Regions from separate parts of the Homo sapiens genome. Here region 2 is linked to region 1. A link is a loop called in an ENCODE intact Hi-C map of the cell type or tissue named here. Cell type or tissue: PC-9. All regions are shown on one strand. Each heading gives the region's core, and the rest is flanking DNA. Links, peaks and the distances in the headings are about the cores only.

Evidence for each region. Peaks named below come from ENCODE experiments on the same cell type or tissue, not always from the same donor. Only the 100,000 strongest peaks of a DNase experiment are listed, where the experiment ranks them.
Region 2: a loop joins it to region 1, with 18 times the contacts of the local background. A loop is called at or near these places in 12 of 110 quality-filtered maps.

Annotation. Positions count from the first base shown.
Region 1 is chr11:112,110,962-112,121,264 of GRCh38, forward strand. No RefSeq gene overlaps it. Among named protein-coding and RNA genes, the nearest start is that of SDHD, 29 kb to the left of the region's middle. In PC-9, for the core only: CTCF peaks have their summits at 2,711 and 2,911; a DNase peak (open chromatin) is centred at 2,650.
Region 2 is chr11:112,204,173-112,217,823 of GRCh38, forward strand. BCO2 (beta-carotene oxygenase 2) reads left to right here. Exons shown (of 12, transcript NM_031938.7): 9 at 9,552-9,689; 10 at 10,590-10,772; 11 at 12,048-12,158; 12 at 13,589-13,651. It also overlaps the pseudogene MRPS36P4. Among named protein-coding and RNA genes, the nearest start is that of PTS, 15 kb to the right of the region's middle. In PC-9, for the core only: no CTCF peak of the experiment used is centred there; a DNase peak (open chromatin) is centred at 12,469; H3K27ac peaks cover 502 bases.

The DNA.
Region 1 (10,303 bases), core at 1,238-3,737:
ACTGTTTTGGTTACTACAGCTTTGTACTGTATTTTGAAGTCTGGTAGTGTGATGCCTTTAGCTTTGTTCCTTTTGCTTAGAATTGCTTTAGCTATTTGTGCTCTTTTGTGGTTCCATACAAATTTTAAGATTTTTTTTTTATTGCTGTGAAGAATAGCATTGGTATTTTGATGGGGATTTCATTGAATCTGTAGACTACTTTGGGATGTATGGTCATCTTAAAAATATTAATTCTTCTGATCCATGAACATGGGAGGTCTTTCCATTTGTTTGTATCCTTTTTATTCATCAATGTTTTGTAGTTTTCCTTGTAGAAGTTTTTCACCTCTTTGGTTAAATTTATTCCTAGGTATTTTATTTTATTTTTTTTTTGGTAGCTATTGTAGATGGGATTGCCTTCTTGATTTCTTTTTCAGCTAGTTCATTGCTTATGTACAGAAATGCTACTGATTTTTGTGGGTTGATTATATATCCTACAAATTAACTGAATTTATCAGTTCTATGAGTTTTTTGGTGGAGTCTTTAGGTTTTTCTATATATAAGATCATGTCATCTGCAAACAGACAATTTGGCTTCCTCCTTTCCAATTTGAACTTCTTTTATTACTTTCTCTTGCCTAATTGCTCTGGCTAAATCTGTATATAATTTTGGAAAGTATTGCCATCTTTACTACATTTAGTTTTGTTTTTTTTTTTTTCAGACGGAGTTTTGCTCTGTCGCCCAGGCTGGAGCGCAGTGGCATGATCTCGGCTCACTGCAACCTCCGCCTCCCAGTTTCAAGCAATTTTCCTGCCTCAGCCTCCCAAGTAGCTGGGATTACAGGCGCGTGCCATCATGCCTGGCTAATTTTTGTATCTTTAGTAGAGACGGGGTTTCACCACGTTGACCAGGCTGGTCTCGAACTCCTGACCTCAGGTGATCCACCCGCCTCAGCCTCCCAAAGTGCTGGGATTACAGGCGTGAGCCACCGTGCCCGACCTACCTTTAGTCTTCTTGATCAAGAGTATTTCTCCATCTGTTTTAGGGTTCTTTTTTTTTTCTAAATAGTTTTATCATTTTTCTGAGTGACTCTTTTATTACTAAATTAGGTTATTCCCAATATGACCTTTCTATTAGAAATGGGATTTAAAAGATTATGCTTTCTAACTTATATCACTTATATATTGAAGTAAAATTATTTTTTATGGATGTATGTAATGTTTTGCAATTTTGCAGAATTTACTTATTTGCTGATAAATCTTTAGTTTCAAAAATTTTTATTATATACAAGCCAGGTATGGTAGCTCATGCTTGTAATCCTAGCACTTTAAGAGGCTGAAACACAAGGATTACTTGAGCCTAGGAGTTTGAGACCAGCCTGGACAAGATAGTGAGACACCATCTCTACAAATTTTTTTTTTTTTAAATTAGCTGGGCATGTGGTCCTAGCTACTCAATAGGCTAAGGCAGGAGGATTACTTGAGGCTGGAGTTTGAGGTTATAGTGAGCTATAATCACACCACTGCACTTCAGCCTGGGCAACAGAGTAAGAACTTGTCAAACAAAACAAAACTTTTGTTATATACAAATGGCCAATAAGCACATGAAACGATATTCAAAATCACTAATCATTAGGTAAATACAAATCAAGACTACAAACAAGATAGCACTTCACACCCATTAGGATGGATATATTTAAAAAATTAAAAAACAGAAAATAACGTGTTGGTAAGGATGTGAAGCAACTGGAACCCTTGTGCAATGTTGGTGGGAATGTGAAATACTGTGAGCTCTGTGGAAAACAGTATGATGATTCCTCAAAAAGTTAACAATAAAATCACCATATGATGCAGTAATTTAACTTATGGGTATATGCCCCAAATAACAGATAACAGAATCTCAAAGAGATATTTGTACACCCATGTTCATAGCAGCATTATTTACAATAGCTAAAACATAGAAGCTACCCAAGCATCCATTGATAGATAAACGGATAAGCAAAATGTGGTCTATACGTACAATGGGATATTATTCTGCCTTAAAAAGGATGGTTGTAATCCCAGCACTTTGGGAGGCCGAGGCAGGCGGATCACGAGGTCAAGAGATCAAGGCCATCCTGGCCAACATGGCGAAACCCCGTCTCTACTAAAAATACAAAAATTAGCTGGGCATGGTGGCAGGTGCCTGTAAACCAGCTGCTTGGGAATCTGAGGCAGGAGAATCGCTTGAACCTGGAAGGCGGAGGTTGCAGTAAGCCGAGATCGCGCCATTGCACTCCAGCCTGGGCAAGACTCTGTCTAAAAAAATATAAATAAATAAATAAATAAATAAATAAATAAATAAATAAATATTTAAAATAAATAATTAAATATATGATATATATGTTTGCATATATAATGTAAATTATATATTAGTGGTGTGATCATAGCTCGCTATAACCTCAAACTCCATACTCTCTCTCTCTCTATATATATATATGTATATATGTAATATTTTGCAATTTTGCAGAATTTACTTATTTGCTGATAAATCTTTAGTTTTAAAATATATATATATATATATATATATATATATAGAGAGAGAGAGAGAGAGAGAGAGAGAGAGAGAGAGAGAGACCTAGACCACAAGAGCAGATTTTGATAAACTAGTCCTGAAGTATCTCTTTCTTTCCACTAGGGGGAGCAGATTTCCTGCTTCTCATCCAGTCTCTCCTTCACCGGAGGTTGCACCCTTTTCCCCCAACTCCAAAAAAAGAAAAATCACGCTTCTATAGCTGAGATTTTTTTCTTTTCCTTTTTTCTTTCTTTCAATCACATGAATTTCAAAAAACTATTGGAAGAACTGTCTAATTCTCACTTGTGTGTAAAAAAAAAAAAAGAAAAAGGAAAAAAAAATTTTACAAATCAAAAAACTGTTGGGCAGAAAGTTTGGGGAAACTAACCAGAATTCAAGTGTAACCCTGGTGTGATTTAGAGTTAGGGGAGAGAACAAGGAAAATCTTACTAGGGCTCCATTTTTAAAAAATCACAATTCCTCATGTAGTAGATTAGCTGAGACTAACAGAAAACCAGGAAATAGAAGCAAAAGGGAGATGCAGCTTCAGCAGAGCCGAAGTACACCAAGTGAAAAATGGCTAGAAACTGGGAATGAGGCTGGGACACATGCACATGACCTGCCCTCCAGATAGAGACTTTATTTGTTTTGACTGATTGATTGACACAGGTTCTTGCTCTGTCACCTGGGCTGGAGTGCAGTGGCACAATCATGGCTCACTGTAACCTTGAACTCCTGGGCGCCCGTGATCCTCTTGGCTCAGCCTCCCAAGTAGCTAGGGCTACAGGTGCACACCACCACGCTGGGCTAATTTCTGTATTTTTTGTAGAGGTAGATCTTGCTATGTTGCCAAGGCTGCAGGTACAGATTTTAAAGGAGGATTCAACCATCCAGCTATCAGACAGAAAGCAGAACCAAAGGAAATCCTCACTCACTCTGCTTGGTAACAAACACTGAATCTGAATAGCTATCACCCTGTTCAAAATTGAGCACGGAGAAAAAAAAATCAGCATGGGACCTATTAAAAAAACAAAACAAAACTATAAAACAAGTGAAAGAAAAAAGTATAATAGAGGTTCAGAAGTTTTGCATAGGTCCAAATGATTTTTTGCGGAAGCCAGGAAAAAGTTCTAGGAAATTGTTGGGTATCTTAAGTGGAAGTGAGTGAGTCATGAGCTCTGTAACAGAAGAAGATGAAGGTAGGCTAAGATGGAAGATAAACTAGGTGTGATGAAAGAGGAAAAAGAAAAGGAAGGGTTGAAAGGAAATGAAAAACACAGGATAAGGAGTAAAAAAGCAAAATTAATTCTGTCAAATTAAAATTAGCAAAGGAAGACAAATGTAAATAAATTTCTCAGGCCAGGCACGGTGGCTCATGCCTGTAATTCCCGCATTTTGGAAGGCCGAGGCAGGCGGATCACCCGAGGTCAGGAGTTCAAGACCAGCCTGGCCAACATGGTGAAACCCCCGTCTCTAATAAAAATACAAAAAATTAGCTGGGTGTGGTAGTGGGCACATGTAATCCCAGCTACTTGGGAGGCTGGGTCAGGAGAATCGCTTGAATCCAGGAGGTGGAGTTTGCAGTGAGTGGAGATCGCACCATTGCACTCCACCCTGGGCAACAGAGTGAAACTCCGTCTCAAAATAAATAAATAAATAAAAATAATAAATAAATAAATTTCTCAGATGCAGAGGATAAAGACAAAGACCAAAAAAAATGCTCACGAAAAGACAAAGATGCATATTCAAAAACATTCATCAACATTGTTACTTCTGATAGAAAAGAAAATCGAATCAAGCTAAATGTGTAACTAGAGGACCAATTAAATAAATTGTAGGATATTCATACATATAAGGTAGGTTTCCTTTTGGCTGCAAGCAGAAGAATACACACCCACTATCTCCCATTAAAAGAGTACTACCACAGAATCGCTCATAGAAAAAGATGTCTGGGTAGGCAGGTCCAGTTTTGATGCAGCGGTTAAGGATGTCATCTCAGACTAAAGTTCTTTCTGCCTCTCTGTTCTCATCCTCAGCATGTTGGCCTGTCACTTTTAGGCTCGTCAATTTGTGGTCACAGTACAGCTGGAATGGCTTCAAGTACCACATTCTCCTTTGATTGATTCAAAGGCAGGAAGCAGGGTTGCAGGTAGGGCAGTAAAAGCCTTGGTCGTCAGAACATCTTTTTCATCATTCCCTGCAGACTTCTTTTTAGAGTTCATTGATCAGAGCTGGCACATTTGGCCACCTCTTGCTGTAAAGGCTTAGGGAAACGAGTGTCTGCTGTTCTCAGTCTCTGCATTAACAAGGGAGAAAGGGGCTGGGGATGGCCTCTGGGTGGTCAAAAATATAACATGAGTACTCCATTGCTATTCAAAATGATATACATCAATCTTTGACTGCATCTCTGATTATTTCCTTAAGATAGAGTCTTGAATAGGAATTTCTAGGTAAATCATCATGAGCCTTTAAAAAGTCCTGGTTATGTCATGCAGTTGATTTCCAGAAAGCCAACAGAAATAGATATGTGTCAACATGTATATCTCCTGATGCCCGCACCAGTACTGAGTGAAAAACTTTGCTGAATGTTCCTGTTTGTCTGAACTTAAAAGGAGCACATGCATAGAACAAAGAGCCAGCATTTGTTAAATAGCAAAGATAAGCTCATCGAAACTAAGATAAAATAGGCCAGGCACGGTGGCTCACACCTGTAATCCCAGCACTTTGGGAGGCCGAGGTGGGTGGATCACTTGAGGCCAGGAGTTCGAGACCAGCCTGGCCAACACGGTGAAACCCTGTCTCTACTAAAAATACAAAAACTATCAAGGCGTGATGGTGCACATCTGCAGTCCTAGCTACTCATAAGGCTGAGGCAGGAGAAACACTTGAACCCAGGAGGTGGAGGTTGCAGTGAGCCGAGATTTGTGCCACTGCAATCCAGCCTAACCAATAGAGTGAGACTCTGTCTCAAAACAAAAAAAGGAAAAAAAGCCTAAGATAAAGCAAGAATGTTTCCTGTCCTCCCTCATTTCTGTTTAACAGAGATACTAACCATAGAATCATTGGATTCTTAAAAAAATGAGGAACAAATATAGGGAAAAAATAACAATACAGCAGGATTTTTGGATGACATGATCATAATTAGACCATGCAAGTAAAAAAAAAACACCTAAAAATCTATAAGGGAAATAAGGGGGGAGTGGAGAAATAGAAGAAATGAGATAAGCAAAATGTCGATAATTGTTGAAGCTGGATGATGAGTATTTGTGCAAGTTTTAAACTTTTTATAATAAAAGTTGTTTTTCCAATCTTATTGTGTTAAAATATAAATAACATAAAATTTACCATCTTAGCCATTTTCAAGTGTACAATGCAATGGTATTAAATACATTCATAATGCCATATGACCATTACCACCATCCAGCTCCAGGACTCTTTTCACCTTGCAAAACTGAAATGCTGTACCCATTAAACTCCCCATTTCCTCCTCCTTCTGGTCTCTGGCAACCACCATTCTACTTTATGTTTTTATCCATTTGACTATTCCAAGCCTTATATAAGTGGGATCATACAGTATTTGTCTTTTTTAGACTGGCTTCTTTCACTTAGCATAATATCCCAAGGTTCATCACATTGTAGTGTATGTCAGAACTGCCATCTGTATTAGTCCATTTTCACACTGCTGATAAAGACATACCCGAGACTGGACAATTTACAAAAGAAAGAGGCTTATTGGACTTATAGCTCCACATAGCTGGGGAGGCCTCATAATCACAGTGGAAGGCAAGGAGGGGCAAGTCACATCTCACATGGATGGCAGCAGGCAAAAAGAGCTTGTGCAGGGCAACTCTCATTTTTTAAAGCGTCAGATCTCATGAGACCCATTCACTATCATGAGAACAGCAGGGGAAAGACCTGCCCCCATAATTCAATCGTCTGCCGCTGGGCCCTTCCCACAACGCACAGGAATTGTGGGAGCTACAAGATGAGATTTGGGTGGGGACACAGAGCCAAACCATCTCACTATCTGTTTTTTTTGTTTTTGTTTTTGTTTTTTTGAGACGGAGTCTTTCTGTTGCCAGGCTGGAGTGCAGTGGCGCAATCTTGGTTCACTGCAACCTCTGCCTCCTGGGTTCAAGTGATTCTCCTGCCTCAGCCTCCTGAGTAGCTGGGATTACAGGCACAAGCCACCACACCCAGCTAATTTTTGTATTTTTAGTAGAGACGGGGTTTCACCATGTTGGCCAGGATGGTCTCAATCTGTTGACCTCAGGTGATCCACCCACCTCGGCCTCCCAAAGTGCTGGGATTACAGGCGTGAGCCACCACACCCGACCTTTATATATATATACATTTTTTTTTTAATCAACACAAATATTTTAAAATACCATACACTTAAAAGGAAGTTCAATTCATATCTTAGACGTCAGGAATAAAGGAGTGGCACTTTCTGTTGTCCACCAGTTTTCCTGTTTCTAATCTGAATATTCTTTCCTAAAAAGATGGATGTGGGCCAGGTGTGGTGGCTCATGCCTGTAATCCTAGCACTTTGGGATGCCAAGATGGGCAGATCACTTGAGGTCAGGAGTTTGAAGCCAGCCTGGCCACCATGGTGAAACCTTATTTCTACTAAAAGTACAAAAAAAATTAGCCAGGTGTGGTGGTGGGCACCTGTAATCCCAGTTACTTGGGAAGCTGAAGTAGGAGAACTGCTTGAACCTGGGAGGCGGAGGTTGCAGTGAGCTGAGATCACACCAGTGCACTCCAGCCTGGGCAACAGAGAGAGACTCCATCTCAAAAAAAAAAAAAAAAAGAAAGATGGATGTGACAGATGGTTGACATAGTATTAAAGGTGCCTCCTGAGCCATGACTCAGCTATGTTGGTGGCCCTGCTAAATTTGTGGCCAGGGCACCTCCTCCCTTTCCCCCAAACTGGTTTCATCTCCCTCGAAGCTGGTTTCTCTCCCTCAAAGCTACTACTGCAGAATTAGGGGCTTATTTGGTATGGGTTTATTACTTCCTGTGACTTAGAATCTTGGAGAATTCAATACTTTTTAATTTAGCTTCTTTGTTTTATCTAATAAGTTTAGTAGATTAAAATATTCTTCTGGCCAGGTCAGGGTCTAACCACTATAGGGTATCTTCAACTCAATGTACATTTTAACCGAAACACACTCAGCATCTCACCTAAACACGATCAATATGGGCCTCTATTGTATCTTTTTCCAAGGTAATATGATCCTGACAATATTCTCTGGAAAAATTTCACTCATAGACTAACCCATATTTTTGTTTTTCCTCATTCCCACCCTCAAAGGTAATATGAATGCAAATAAAATTTAAAAGAACCTCCCATGGAGAGGAGACATTGCCATTTTCCATGAGGTACAGAAGCCCACGTTTCTGAGTTGGTGGACACAGTGGCACAAGTAGGAAGTTTTAGTTTTGAGGGTTCCTTTCTTCTCCCTCTTCACGTCAATGTACTTTGGTTGTCTAAAATGCGTTGAAAGCCTTATTTTCTGTACTTTATGTCTCTCACAATGTCATCTAAAAACATTAATTGGCATTACAACATTAATCTTGCTTTTACATAATTTTAAAAAAATTAATTATTTTTTTTTCTTTTGAGACAGGGTCTTGCTCTGTTGCCCAGGCTGGAATGCAGTGGCACAATCACAGCTCACTGCAGCCTCGACCTCCGGGGCTCAAGCCATCCTCCCACCTCAGCTTCCCAAGTAACGAGACTACAGGTGTACACCACCATGCCCGTCTAATTTTTTTTTTTTTTTTTTTTGTAGAGATGGGCTTTCACCATGCTGTGTCGGCCATTACCCAACTCCTGGGCTTAAGTGATCCACCTGCCTCAGCCTCCCAAAGTGCTGGGATTACAAGCCTGAGCCACCGCGCCCAGCTGTTAATCGTGACTTAATACATGTGCATCTTCCCCTGTTTCCTGTGTTTGCTTTCATAAGTCCACTGCTCCTGCTGTGAAGATGGGTACATTCATCTGTCATAGCTTAATGACACCACCTTAAAATTTGCAGATGGGTTCATATACATCTTATTATTCACTCACTCATATATTAAAAAATATTTAAGTATCTACTATGTACCAGGCACTGTGCTGGGTCCTGGGGATACAGAGATGAAAAAGATACCAGGAGGCTGGGCGTGGTGGCTCACGCCTGTAATCCCAGTACTTTGGGAGGCCAAGGTGAGTGGATCACTTGAGGTCAGGAGTTCGCGACCAGCCTGGCCAACAGGCTGATGGTGAAACTCCATCTCTACTAAAAATACAAAAACTAGCCGGGCGTAGTGGTGCATGCCTGTAGTCCCAGCTACTTGGGAGGCTGAGGCAGGAGAATCGCTTGAACCTGGGGGAGTGGAGGTTGCAGTGAGCCAAGATCGTGCTTGGGCGACAGAGCAAGACTCTGTCTCAAAAAAAAAAAAAAAAAAAAAGACACCAGAAGCTCACAGACTTGATGGACAGGCACATAAGCCAATAAAATGTGTTCAAAGCAAACTTCTGATAATGGCTTGGTTTCTAAAGAGACTTTTTTTAAAAAACTGGGAAGTCAGGATATTGACTAATGGACACTGGAATTTTGTTCATTTGACAGTTTTATTGTGTGTGTGTGTGTGTGTGTGTGTGTGCATAAAAAATGAATACATTTATATTTTGGCTTATGTCCTATGTCTTAAGAGCATGGCTAGCACTTAATCTTTAATACGGGTAACTGGACAAATGTAAGGTTGTGACCCTTAAACTTGAACCCCATATGCATTCCCCCCTGGCGATCACACCAAGGCTCAGACAAGCAGGGCAGTCTGGTCTGGTCCGTCGACTGTCCTCTTTCTCCTTCTCAACATATAGAACATCCCATTGGTCACAAATGCTGGATAAATGAAGGATTGCAAAAGCTCAAACTTTTTTCTTTTTTGCTTGCATTGATGTTGTAATTAACACATAGGAGCTGAGCTTTTTCCTGTGCTGACTTGTAATTTTGGCATCGTTCAAACTGGAAACGGGTTCTAATGGTATCAGTGTTATTTCCTGGGCAATAAATATCTAAAATAGAGAAGTGAGTCATAGGCCCAATGAAACTTATGAACCAAGATTAGTCACGCGGATAGTGGAGCTGCTTAACATCAATATAACTTTCTCTTCAGGTCGTTTCCCACAAAATTGGGTGGAAAAACCCACTCCTATTGCTCAGTTGGGCAGTTGCAACGATGAGCTAAATCAATTGTACTCTGGCAGTACTGTAGTAATAGCTGTAGTTTAAAAAATCACGGTAGTTAATCCACTTTGTTTCAAACTCTTCTATATGCTTTAAAAGGTATGAATTGGCAGGGCGCGGTGGCTCACGCTTGTAATCCCAGCACTTTGGGAGGCCGAGGTGGGCGGATCATGAGGTCAGGAGATTGAGACCACGGTGAAACCCCGTCTCTAATAAAAATACAAAAAAAAAAAAAATTAGCCGGGCGTGATGGCATGCGCCTGTAGTCCCAGCTACTAGGGAGGCTGAGGCAGGAGAATGGCATGAACACAGGAGGCGGAGCTTGCAGTGAGCCGAGATCTCGCCACTGCCCTCCAGCCTGGGCGACAGAGCGAGACTCCGTCTCAAAAACCAAAAACCAAACCAAACCAACCCCCCCCCCAAAAAAAACCAGAAAACAAAAAGGTATGAATTATTAGGGATATAATATCCAATTAAGAAGAAAGATGTTAAAAAATGACTCAGAACTATGGCAAAAACTATTCTATTTT
Region 2 (13,651 bases), core at 11,152-13,651, 100 kb after region 1:
CTGTGTCTGGATGTTTCACTTAACATAATGTCTTCCAGGTCCATCCATGTTGTAGCAGACGTCAGGATCTCCTTTTCTAAGATTGAGTAATACTCCATTGTGTGTATATATCACATTTTCTTTATCCATTCATCTGTCAATGGGTATTTAGGTTGTTTCTGTTTCTTGACTGTTATGAATAATGCTACAATGAACGTAAGAATGCAGCTATTTTCATGAGGTGGTGATTTCATCTCATTTGAGTATATACCCAGGAGAGGGATTGCTGGGTCATATGTTGTACAGTTGACCCTGAACAACATGGATTCGAACTGCATGGGTCCTTATATGCAAATTTTCTTCTACCTCTCCACCCCTGAGATAGCAAGACCAACCCCTCTTCTTCCTCCCCCTCAGACTACTCAATGTGAAGACAATGAGAATGAAGACCTTTATGATGATCTACTACCACTTAATGAATAGTAAATATATTTGCTCTTCCTTATGACTTTTAGTAGCATTTTATTTTATTTTTTTTGAGACAGAGTTTTGCTCTTGTTGCCCAGACTGGAGTGCAATGGCGTGATCTCGTCTCACTGCAACCTCCGCCTCCTCAGTTCAAGCAATTCTCCAGCCTCAGCCTCCCGAGTAGCTGGGATTACAGGCATCTGCCACCATGCCCGTTGTATTTTTAGTAGAGATGGGGTTTTGTCATATTGGCCAGGCTGCTCTCGAACTCCTGACCTCAGATGATCTGCCCACCTTGGCCTCCCAAAGTTCTGGGATTACAGGCTTGAGCCACCACACCCAGCCTTTAATAACATTTTCTTATTTTCTTTTATCTGGTTTGCTTTATTGTAATAATACAGTATATAATACATATGAAATACAAAATATGTGTTAATTAACTGTATGTTATTGGTAAGGCTTCCAGTCAACAATAGTTTATTAGTAGTTAAATTTTTGAGTAGTCAAAAGTTATGTGTGGATTTTCGACTATGTAGGGGGTTGGCACCTCTACCCCACTCCGTGTTGTTCAAGGGTCATCTGTATTTTTTATTTCTTTAGGAACTCCTATACTGTTTTTCATAATGGCTGTACCAATTTATATTCCCACCAACAATGTACTAGAGTTCCCTTTCTTCTACACCCTTGCCAACATTTGTTATCTCTTGTCTTTTTGATAATAGCCATCCTTATGAGTGTGAGGTTTTATATAGTGGTTTTAATTTGTATTTCCCTTATGGTTAGTGATGTTGAGCACCTTTTTATATGCCTATTGGACTTTCAAATTTTATTTTATTTTTTATTTTATTCTTTTAGGGACAGGATCTCACTCTGTTGCCCAGGCTGGGTGCAGTGGCATGATCATAGCTCACTGAAGCCTCAAACTCCTGGGAACACGTGATCCTCCTGCCTCAGCCTCCCAAGTAGCTGGGTCTACAGGTGCGTGGCACCACACTCAGCTAATATTTTAAAAACTTTTTTGTAGAGACAGGGTCTTATTATGTTGCCAAGGCTGCTGTCAAACTCCTGGGCATGCATGATCCTCCTGCCTCAGCCTCACAAGTAGCTGGGATTACAGGTGCATGGCACCACACTCAGCTAATATTTTTAAAACTTTTTTGTAGAGACAGGGGCCTTGTTATGTTGCCAAGGCTTTTCTCAAACTTCTGGGCTCAAGTGATCCTCCTGCCTCAGCCTCCCAAAGTGCTGGGATTACAAGTGTGAGCTACCACACCTGGCCTCTATTTTTGGAGAAATGACTGTTCAGGTCCATTGCCCATTTTTTATTTATTTTTAATTAATTAATTAATTAATTTATTTTTAACTTTTAATTAAAAAGTAAACTTTAATATTGAAAATGCAAACTTGGGGAAGACAGAAAAGATCACACACAAGGCTGTCACTTCACACTTGGAAGGTTGCGCAGCGGCCAGGCAGAGGCGCTCCTCACATCCTAGACGGGCGGCAGCTGGGCAGAGGTCCTCCTCACTTCCCAGACAGGGCGGGGGCCGGGCAGAGGCGCTCCTCACATCCCAGACAATGTGGGGGCCAGGCAGAGGCGCTCCTCACTTCCCAGACAGGGCAGCGGCCGGGCAGAGGCGCTCCTCACTTGCCAGAGGGTGGGCGGCTGGGCAGAGGCACTCCTGGGGCGGCAGGGGCGGCAGCTGGGCAGAGGTGTTCCTCAGTTCCCAGACGGTGGGCGGCCGGGCAGAGGCGCTCCTCACTTCCCAGACGGGGCGGCGGCCGGCTTTTCCCATTTTTTAATTGGGTTATTTGTTTTTCTGGTATTGAGTTGTAAGAGTTCTTTATAAATTTTGAGGCCAGGTGTGGTGGCTCACGCCTGTAATCCCAGCACTTTGGGAGGCCAAGGTGGGAGGATTGCTTGAGCCCAGCAGTTCAAGATCAGCCTGGGCAAGATGGCAAGACCTCATCTCTACAAAAAAATTTAAAAATATACAAATTTTGAGTATAATTCCTTATTGGATATGTGGTTGCAATTTTTTTCCCCAGCCCATAGGTCGCCTTTTCGTTTTGTTGATTGTTTCCTTTGCTGTGCAGAAACTTTTAAATTTGATGTCAACTTGTCAGTTTTTGCAAGGAAAAAACCTGATACAATATTGCAACTGTAGATCAATTTGGAGACAATTGACATCTTTACAATATTGAGTCTTCCAATCCATGAACATGGAATATCCCTCCATTTATTTGGGTCTTTTAAAATTTCTCTCAGTAAAGTTATAGTTTTCAGTATAAAGATACTACATTTCTTTTTGTGTGTTTTGAAATTATTGTAAATGGTATCTTTTAAGCTTTCATTTTCTGTTTGTTGCTCTTTATAGAAATGCAATTGATTTTGTATATTATCTTCATATCCAGAGATCTTGCTAAATTCACTTATTAGTTCAAATAGTTGATCCACAGATTATTTTGGATTTTCTATGTGCACAGTCATGTTACCTGAAAATAATGACAGCTTTCTTTCTAATACTTAGGGCTTTATTTCTTTTTCTCGCCTTACTGTACCAGCTAGGACTTCGAGTTGAATAGAAGTGCAAGATAGTGAATAGAAGTTGAATAGGTAGTGTTGAAAAATGTTTAATAATTCATTATTAAATATAAAATTGCTATAGGTATTTTTCTAGCTATCTTTATCAGATTATCCTAATAGTGCCTTTTAATGAATAAACATTCTTAACTTAATATGGCCCAGTATACAGTCTCTTCCTTTATGACTTATACGTTGTACATCTTGTTTTAGACATCTTCTCATGGCAAGGTAATGAAAATATTATCCTATGTTATCTTCTAGAGAAGTCAAGTATCTGTATATGCATTATTCTGTTTCTGGACTGTATATTCTGTTCCATTGTTTCTACTTATGGTTACTTGTGCACTGCATTAAAAAAGTCTTAAGGTTTAGTGTCAAGTTATCCTAATATTTTTCTTTTGAAAAGAGTGTCATGGCCATCCCTGGCCCTTCACGTTTTTGTAGAAATTTTAGAATCAGCTGTCAGTTCCCCACACAAAAATATGGTCACATTTTAATTCTATTTGCACTGAACCAATGTATCAATTTGAGAGAGGACTAACCTCTTTACACAATGTTGAGTCTTCCAGTACGTGAACACAATATATCTTTCCATTTATTTGAGACTTCTTTAATTTCTTTCAATGTTTATAGTTTTCTGGTTACATATTTTCTGCATCTTTTGTTAGATTTATTCCTAGGTTTTTTTTTTACATTATTTTAAATGTTGTTTATTTTTTGCTTTCATTTTATGTTAGTGTTGCTATATAGCAATTTTTTTTTTTTGAGACAGTGTGACGGTCTCACTCTGTCACCAAGGCTGGAGTGCAGTGGTGTGATCTCAGCTCACTGCAACCTCTGCCTCCTGAGTTCGAGCAATACTCCCACCTCAGCTTCCTGAGTAGCTGGGACTACAGGCATGTGCCACCATTCCTGGCTAATTTTCATATTTTTTTGGTAGAGATGGGGTTTCACCATGTTGGCCAGGCTGGTCTTGAACTCCTGACCTCAAGTGATCCACCCACCTTGGCCTCCCAAAGTGCTGGGATTACAGGAATGAGTCACCGCACCTGGCCGGCAATTGATTTTTGTTTGTTGATTTTATATTCACTAATATAGTAATTACACTTACAAATTCTAATAATTATAGATTCTTTTAGATTTTTACATCTATAATATCATATGCAAGTAATGATAGTTCCTTTTCTAACTCTACATGTAAGCTGTATATTGGCTTTTTTTTTTTTGTCTTATTTCACTGGATCTTCAGTACAGTGTTGAATATAAGTGATGATAATGGCATCCTTAACTTGTTCCCAATCTGAGAGGCAAAGCTTGCAGCATTTTACCATGAAGCATGCTGTGGCTGTAGATTAAAAAAATATAATAGAAACTGTCCCTTCTCGGGGGTCATGATGGGCAGCAAGATGCATCTGCTAGCAGTGTCGTTCAGGTAGTCAAGCCACATGCTCCATTAATAAGCTTCCCTGCTGGAAGAGACAATCCTAAACCCAATGTACCAGAAGCTCTGAGATCAGCAGGGCAACCATCTCACGATTCTGCAATTTCCCAGCATTCTAAGGGAAGTAAATTACTGGATTTGTGGATGTACCAGACACTGCAGAAGTAATGAAAACATTACCTCAGAAATATAGAAGTAAACTTGTGTCTCAAGAAGAAATTGAATTTGTCCATTGTGGAGATCCAGAATAATCACTGTGGCTGCTGTTTGTCATCAGACAAAAGAATTACCTTTACAATAAAGGACTTCCAAAAAAAAATAGACTGTTTTTTAGAGCAATTTTACTTTTAAAGAAAAATCAAGCAGAAAGTATGGAGAGTTTCCATATTTCCCTCTCCTGCTAATGGTACATTTGTTACAACTGATGAATCAATGTAGGAGTGTTACATTATTACTAACTAAAGTCCATACTTTACATGATGGTTAGGTCTGTGTTGTACAGTTCTACCGGTTTTGAAAAATGCATAATGTCATGTATCTACCAATATCATACAGAATAGTTCACTGCCCTGAAAATCTCCCTGTGCTCCCCCATTCGTCCCTTCCCCTTTCCTCCTCTCAGCCCCTGGAAACCACTGATCTTTTCACTATTTCTGTAGTTTTGACTTTTCCAGAATGTCACATAGTTGGAATCATACAGTATGTAGACTTTTCAGACTGACTTTTTTCACTTAGCAATATGCATTTAAGGTTCCTCTGTGTCTTTTGTGGCTTGAGAACTCATTTCTTTTTATCGCTGAAATGTGTATTCATTCATTTATTGAAGGACATCTTGGTTGGTTCCAATTCTTGGCAATTATGAATAAAGCTGTTATAAATATTTGTTAGCACGTTTTGTGTGGACAACTTTTTAAAAAGATACATTTTATTAGATTAGGAGAGTTCCCTTTTACTCCTAGTTTACTGAGATTTTTTGTCATGAATGGATGTTGGACTTTATCAACTGTTTTTTTTCTGCACTATTGAGATAATCATATAACGTTTATCCTTTATTCTGTGAACATGGTGAAGTACATTGACTGATTCTTTAAAAAATGTTCATAACAGCCATTGATTGATTTTTGAATGTTAAGCTACCCTTCCATTCCTGAAGTAAATCCCAATTGGTCGCATTTTATTTGCTTTTAAATATATTGCAGGATTTGCTTTGTTACTATTTTGTTTAGAATTCTTTGTATCTATGTTCATGAATAAAATTGCCCTTTAATTTTTTTCTTTTCTATAATGTTCTTACTAGGTTTTGGTTTTGTGGTTTTTCTAGTCTCATACAATGAGTTGGGAATTGTTCTCTGTTTTCCTTCTTTCTGGATGATATTGTATAGGATTGATATTATTTCTTAAATATTTGGAATAATTCAACAGTAAAGCCTTCCAGACTTGAAAATTTCCTTATAGGCAGATCTACAGTTCTAGAATATTGATTTGGTTCTCTTTTCCAATTTATAGTTCTCTACCACAATTCTCAGTTTAAAATAATTTCCTTAAACATATTTAGAATAGTTAAAGTCTGATAACTAGTATCTGGATCTTCTGTGATTCTGTTTCTGTTATCTGTTGTTTATTTTGGTTTTTAATCATGTTGCCTTGTCTTTTCATGTGCTGGTTATTTCCTTTCATTTGCAGAATATTGTGTTTTAAAAATTGTGGAAATATTTTGAGACACAAGATGATGTTATTTTCCTCTAGAGAAGAATTTCACTTGCTTATATAATTTGAAGCAGGATTCAGTCCATGCAAGAGCTGGACTATTTCTTGTTTATTCTTATTCATAGGGTACAGACCTATGAGGTCCCAACCCAAAGGACTAGAGGTTTACTAGGCCTTCCTCTTCTTGGAAAATCGTAAATTCAAACTTTTGTCACTCTAGCCCTCAAAACTATTGAAAAGCCCTTCTCTTTAAGGTTAAGGGGTAAGTGAGTTGCTATGGCTATACCCTTATCAAAAAGTAGCGTGAAGGATCCTTGTGGTGATGGATCTGTTCTGTATCTTGAGTGGCGTGGTGGGTACATGAATTTACACATGATAAAATAGCATAGAACTAAATACACGCACACACACACACACACACACACACACGAATGCATGTTAAACTAGAATAAGGTTGGTGGATTGTATCAATGTAAATTTCCCAGTTGTGATATTATATTATAATTATGCAAGACATTCCTACTGGCAAAAAAGGATGACGAATATATGGGAAATCTCTGTATTATTTCTTTTTTTATGGTGTAGAAAGTATATATATATAACATTAAATTTACCATTTTAACCATTTTAGGTGTTCAATTCAGTGGCATTAAGTAAATTCACAATGTTGTGCAACATCACCACTATCCATTTCCAGAACATTTTCATCATCTCAAACAGAAACTCTGTACCCATTAAACAATAATTCCCTGTTCCCCCCACCTCCAGTCCCTGGTAACCTCTATTCTACTTTCTGTTTCTATGAATTTGCCTATTTTAGGTACTTCATGTAAGTGGGGTCATACAATACTTGTCCTTTTGTGTCTGGCTTATTTCACTTAGCATAATGTTTTCAAAGTTCATCTATGTTGTAGCATGTATCAGAATTGCATTCCCTTTTAAGGTTAAATAATATTCGATTGTATACACACACACACACACACACACACACACACACAATATTTGTTTATTCATCTGTTGATGGATACTTGGGTTGTTTCCATCTTTGGAGTATTATGAATAATGCTGCTATGAACATTGGCATACAAATATCCAAATTCCTTTTTTTAGTTCTTTTAGGTATATATCTAGAAGTGGAATTGCTAGATCATGTAATTCTGTGTTTAACTTTTTGAGGAACAACCAAACTATTTTTCTACGGTGGCCACAGCATTTTTCTACCATCAGCAATGCACAAGAGTTCCAGTTCTTCACGTTTTTACCAACATTTGTTATTTTCTGGGTTTTAAAAAAATAATAACCATCCTAATGGGTGTGAAGTGATATCTCATTGTGGTTTTGATTTGCATTTTCCTAATGACTAATGATGTTGAGCATATGTTTAAGTAGTTAGGGAAAAACTTGCCCCAGTATCCAGTTGGTTTCTGTGGGTTTCCTTTTCATCCCAAACCTGGCCCCTTTGTTCTTCACTGTCTTTTTAGCTCACCAGTGCCTTCAGGCAGCTGTTTTAAACATTTTGTCCATAATTTCTAGTTGTTTTCAATGGGGTAGTTGATCCATATAATGTAATCTACCATTATTTGAAGCGTCTTTTGGGTTAGCTATGGTTTTGCAAGAGAAAACAATTGTAAATATAATTAAAAGTCATTTTTAAAAAGTTGGTAACTTCTGAAGCCATGGTGACCTTTTATAAAAAAAAAAGCTAATAACTTTATGAATCTTAAGAATAGCACTAAATCTTTACTCACTAAAAATATTTCTGCATGCTACAGAGATCATATAGACTAGGTATATGGGAGGAAATGGTGCAGTTTGTTCTCCATCCTACAGTATTTCAGAGAGGAAAATGGGCTTAAAGCACTTACTGTCAGGAAAAACACACTTACTTTATTTGGGTCTCCTGCTTAAACATCATCTCTATGGAGAAGCTGTGTTGGGAGTTCCCAGGATCACCCCTAGGTTTGATAATTCATTAGGAGGATTCATAAGACTCAAAATAGGTCAGGCGAGGTAGCTCACGCCTGTAATTCCAGCACTTTGGGAGCCCAAGGCAGGAGGACTGCTTGAGCCCAGGAGTTCGAGACAAGCCTGGGCAACATAGTGAGATACCATCTTTATTAAAAATTTTTAAAAAGACTCTATATAGTCATACTCATGACTCATGATTACAGTAAAAGGATACAAAGCAAAATAAGCAAAAGGAAAAGGCACATGAGATGAAGTCTAGAGGAAACCAGGTACATGCTTCCAAGAGTCCTTTCCCAGTAGAGTCACAATGGACATGCTTAATTCCTCCAGGAACTAGTGACAACATGTGTAAAATGTTGTCTGCCAAAGAAACCCACCCAAGCCTGCTTGTCCAGGGTTTTTATTGGGGATGAATCATATAAGCATAAAACCCCTACATGATGACCCTCAGTTACTGATGTTCCAGATCCTCAAGGGAATGGAGGTGTTCATTATAAATCACATTGTTAGCATAAACTATCTGGACAAACTACTGCAGAGTCACTTAAGGACTGGCACATGCAAGAACACTCTTATCAGACAGAACATCCCAAGAGCTCAGTTCCCAGCAACCAGCCCAAGGTCAGTCATGAAAACAAGTCTTTCTTGAAATAGTGCAGGGTTTGAGCAACCCAGGCTTACTAAGTTGATCCTTTTCCACACAGAGGTCTACCTGATCAAATCTGAAGAAGGAAAGCACCCTTTGTTACTCTCTAGTTTCTTACTCTTTGTTATATAATCATTTGTTTATTTGATGCTAATTAAATAACTTTTTTTTTTTTTTTTTTTTTTTTTTTTTGTGACGGAGTTTCACTCTTGTTGCCCAGGCTGGAGTGCAATGGCATGATCTCGGCTCACCGCAACTTCCACCTTCCAGGTTCAAGTGATTCTCCTGCCCCAGCCTCCCGAGTAGCTGGGATTAGAGGCATGAGCCACCATGCCCGGCTAATTTTGTATTTTTAGTAAAGACAGGGTTTCTCCATGTTGGTCAGGCTGGTCTTGAACTCTAGACCTCAGGTGATCCGCCTGCCTTGGCCTCCCAAAGTGCTGGGATTACAGGAATGAGCCACCGCACCTGGCCACAAATATTTTATAATTTTTAAATTTCTTTATTATCATTCCTCCACTAGAATATAAATTATATGAGGCCAAAGACTTTGCTTTATTCATGACTGTATCTCCAGTGTCTAAAACTGCTTGGGCTATAGTAGGTACTCAACAAATATTAAGTAGATGAATGAATGGAAATTATCATTTATTTAAATATTTAGGAATGCCAATGATGTTGACTGGATCTAAATTATTGGGACATACTGTTACCATATGAATGACAATTTTCATCTCTTTCTTCTTCCCAAACAGGTCCATAATTCAGCAGCCAAATCTTTCCCTCGAAGGTTTGTTTTGCCTTTAAATGTCAGTTTGAATGCCCCTGAGGGAGACAACCTGAGTCCATTGTCCTATACTTCAGCCAGTGCTGTGAAACAGGCTGATGGAACGGTATGCTATGAACAGACATTAGACTAAGACTTTGAACTTTAATGGTGTTACTTTATTCTTTAGCTGTTTTCCAAAATGTCTGGTACCCAATAACTTTTATAACATTCATCCGAGCAGGTTAAGGTTATGTAACATCGCTTGCACAAGAATTGCAGAAACAGTGGGAATGAACACAGTGTTTATCTATCCTTCCTGTGCTTTGAAACAGAGATATGGAACTGTCTAATGGTTGTGGAATGTCTATCCATTTGAGCTTGGCATTAGCAATCCCCACCTTTTATTTTTTATTTATTTTTATTTTTTGAGATGGAGTCTTGCTCTGGCGCCCAGACTGGAGTGCAGTGGTGCTATCTCGGCTCACTGCAGCCTCTGCCTCCTGGGTTCAAGCAATTCTCCTGCCTCAGCCTCTCGAGTAGCTGGGACTACAGGCACCTGTCACCACGCCCGGCTAATGTATTTGTATTTTTAGTTGAGATGGGGTTTTGCCATGTTGGCCAGGCTAGTCTCGAACTCCTGACCTCAGGTAATCCGCCCGCCTCAGCCTCCCAAAGTGCTGGGATTACAGGCTTGAGCCACCGCGTCCAGCTGCAATCCCCACCTTTTAGATAATATGTGCTTAGCACAGACCTATCATTGTGTAGCTGTCAATGCCTTAGCTTTAGAAGAATAAAACGCATATCTCCACCTCCTATGTCATTTGACAGCTTATTAATAAAACTTGATAATCATTATGCATCCACACATATGATGGAAAGAGGAACAATATTAAAACATGACATAGAACCTCAGTTCCCAAGCCCTGTCACAAACCTTTATAGGGTATGAGGCTCCTCACTGACCTACATAAGAGGAAAATAAGAATTAAGCAACCACTACAAATCCTTTTGAAATCTCTTTTAGATCTGGTGCTCTCATGAAAATCTACATCAGGAGGACCTAGAAAAGGAAGGAGGCATTGAATTTCCTCAGATCTACTATGATCGATTCAGTGGCAAAAAGTATCATTTCTTTTATGGCTGTGGCTTTCGGCATTTAGTGGGGGATTCTCTGATCAAGGTTGATGTGGTGAATAAGACACTGAAGGTGATGAAAAACTCTTTCCTTTTTGAACTTTTCAGAGACCTGTTCTTCCCTTTGAATTAGTTTGTTTTATTTAAAGTAGCTCTTAAGATTCTTCAGTATTTAAGCAGCTGAGCCATTTTCTTTTATTTGAGAACTATGAAATCATCTAAGTTAGGGGTATGTTCCTTCTAGGGAATCCAAATTGACCCCAGGCCCAGCAAAATAATTCTATGTTTGATTTTGATGTTATTTTGGGAGCAATTGTGGGGTTAGGGTTGTTAGGACACCTATATTTAAAGTTGATGGCAAATTATAGTTACACAAATTGTGTTTGATGGTGATGGAATCTGGGACTGCAAAGACTCCCTCTCTTTCTCCCATATTCAACTCAGTAGGCCTGATTCTTTTACTTTTGGAATATTCTATTGACAGCCTGTGTTAGTCTGTTCTGTGTTGTTATAAAGAAATCCCCGAGGCTGGATAATTTATAAAGAAAAGAGGTTTAGGCTGGGTGTGGTGGCTCACGCCTGTCATCTCAGCACTTTGGGAGGCCGAGGGGGATGGATCACAAGGTCAGGAAATCAAGACCATCCTGGCCAACACGGTGAAACCCTGTCTCTACTAAAAATACAAAAATTAGCTGGGCGTGGTGGCACATGCCTGTAATCCCAGCTAATTGGGAGGCTGAGCCAGGAGAATCACTTGAACCCAGGAGGTAGAGGTTGCAGTGAGCTGAAATTGCGCCACTGCACTCCAGCCTGGCGACAGTGCGAGATTCCGTCTCAAAAATCAAAACAAAACAAAACAAAAAAACAAAAAAAAACAAAAAAAAAAGGAAAAAGAAAAGAGGCTTATTTGGCTCATAGTTCTGTGGGATGTACCAGCATGGTACCAGCATCTGCTCAGCTTCTGATGAGGCCTCAGAAAGCTTAGAATCATGGCAGAAGGCAAAGAGGGAGCCTCATGCCACATGGTGAGAGAGTAGGAGCAAGACAGAGAGGAGGAGGTGCCATGCTCCTTTAAAACAACTACCTCTCAGACGAACTAATAGAGCGAGAGCTCACTTGTCACCAAGGGGATGGTGCTAAGCTATTCATGAGGGACTGGCCCCCATCACCCAGCACTTCCCACTAGGCCCCACCTTCAGCACTGGGCTCAGCACTCCAGCATGAGCTTTGGAGGGGACACACATCCAAACTACATCACAGCCAAATTCATGCTTGGAGTGACAAAAGCCATAGAAAGCTCCCTACTTACTACTTGCCTTTTATCAAATGCTTTTTTTGGGACTTGCAGGTTTGGAGAGAAGATGGCTTTTATCCCTCAGAACCTGTTTTTGTTCCAGCACCAGGAACCAATGAAGAAGATGGTGGGGTTATTCTTTCTGTGGTGATCACTCCCAACCAGGTAAATATATTTCCCTATCACCAGTCAGAAAGAAAAGTAGCACTGAGTCATCTGATAAATCAAGGATGCACACTCATCTGTCGATAGTTTACTTTGATTCCTTTTCCCTTCTCTTCCCCTCCTTACTATTTACATACCCTTTTATCTCAATCCATATTTTATTGTTTTAAAGTTCTGTTTGGAAGGCCATAATAACAATTTGTATTTGCAAAGGAATTTGTTATTTACGAACTACTTACACATATTTAGTTATCAAAACAACTTTGTGGGATACCATTTTATACATGTGGAATTTGTAAAGTAAACAAGTTGAAGTAGACTTGCATCAGATCTCCTGGTGGTAAAGCCAGTATTTAAATCCAAGTCTTTTGACTTCCAGTCTAATGTTTATATCATCATGTGTGCTGCCAATTTCAATGAACTGACCTCCAAGTCCAATGTCATCAGTCCTGGTCCAGTGTCCCAATAACACTATGCACTATCTGACTTCTTGTCTAGGGCAATCTTATGGCAAATAGGTTCACTTTGAGTATCAACTTTGATTAATTATTAGTGGCTGCCTGGGGTGCAGGGCTCTGAGGCCTTTTAAGGGTTCAGTAAGAAAGGCTGTGATCAATTAGCGATATCTGCCATGGGCTTTAGGAGGACTTTGTCCTCATGCCATGCACTTGCCATTCCTGGAATTAGATTTGGCAGATCTCAATCTGCCTTGCAATGCTGGCCTTTAAACAGCTCCAAAGTAACACAAAATGGAGGCATTTCTAACTTGGAAGAAAGAGTTTCTGTCTTTTAGAAGATTGGAAAGGCACAAGCAAAAATATTAAACTCAAAGAAATTCTGTGAAGGTGATTGATAGAAACAACTTAATTTCTTTGCTGTAGGTATGAACTTCTTTAGCCATGATATCCTTTCCAGTCCAGTTCAGCAACTGAGGAAACAATTTGTGAGTGTATAGGTGAGGCACTGTGCTAGGTTCTGGGGAGAGGTATGAAGATGTGTAAGACATGGTCTTGCTCTTTCTTTCTCTCTCTCTCTTTTCTTTTCTTTTTAAAGACAGGGTCTCGCTCTGTCACCCAGGTTGGAGTGCAGTGGCACAGTCTCAGCCCACTGCAACCTCTGCCTCCCAGGCTCAAGCGATCCTCCTGCCTCAGCCTCTGAGTAGCTGGTACTACAGGTGTGCACCACCACGCCTGGTTAATTTTTGTATTTTTTATAGAGATGGGGTTTTGCCATGTTGCCGAGGCTGGTCTTCAACCATGATCTCAAGCAATCCACCCACCTCGGCCTCCCAAAGTGCTAGGATTACAGGTGTGAGCCACTGTGCCTGACCAACATGGTCTCTCCATTAGGAATTTTACAGCTTAGTGGAGGAGACAGGCAAATTTTTGATGAAAAAAAGATAATTTTCAATATTGTCTTTTCTTTTCTAGAATGAAAGCAATTTTATCCTAGTTTTGGATGCCAAGAACTTTGAAGAGCTGGGCCGAGCAGAG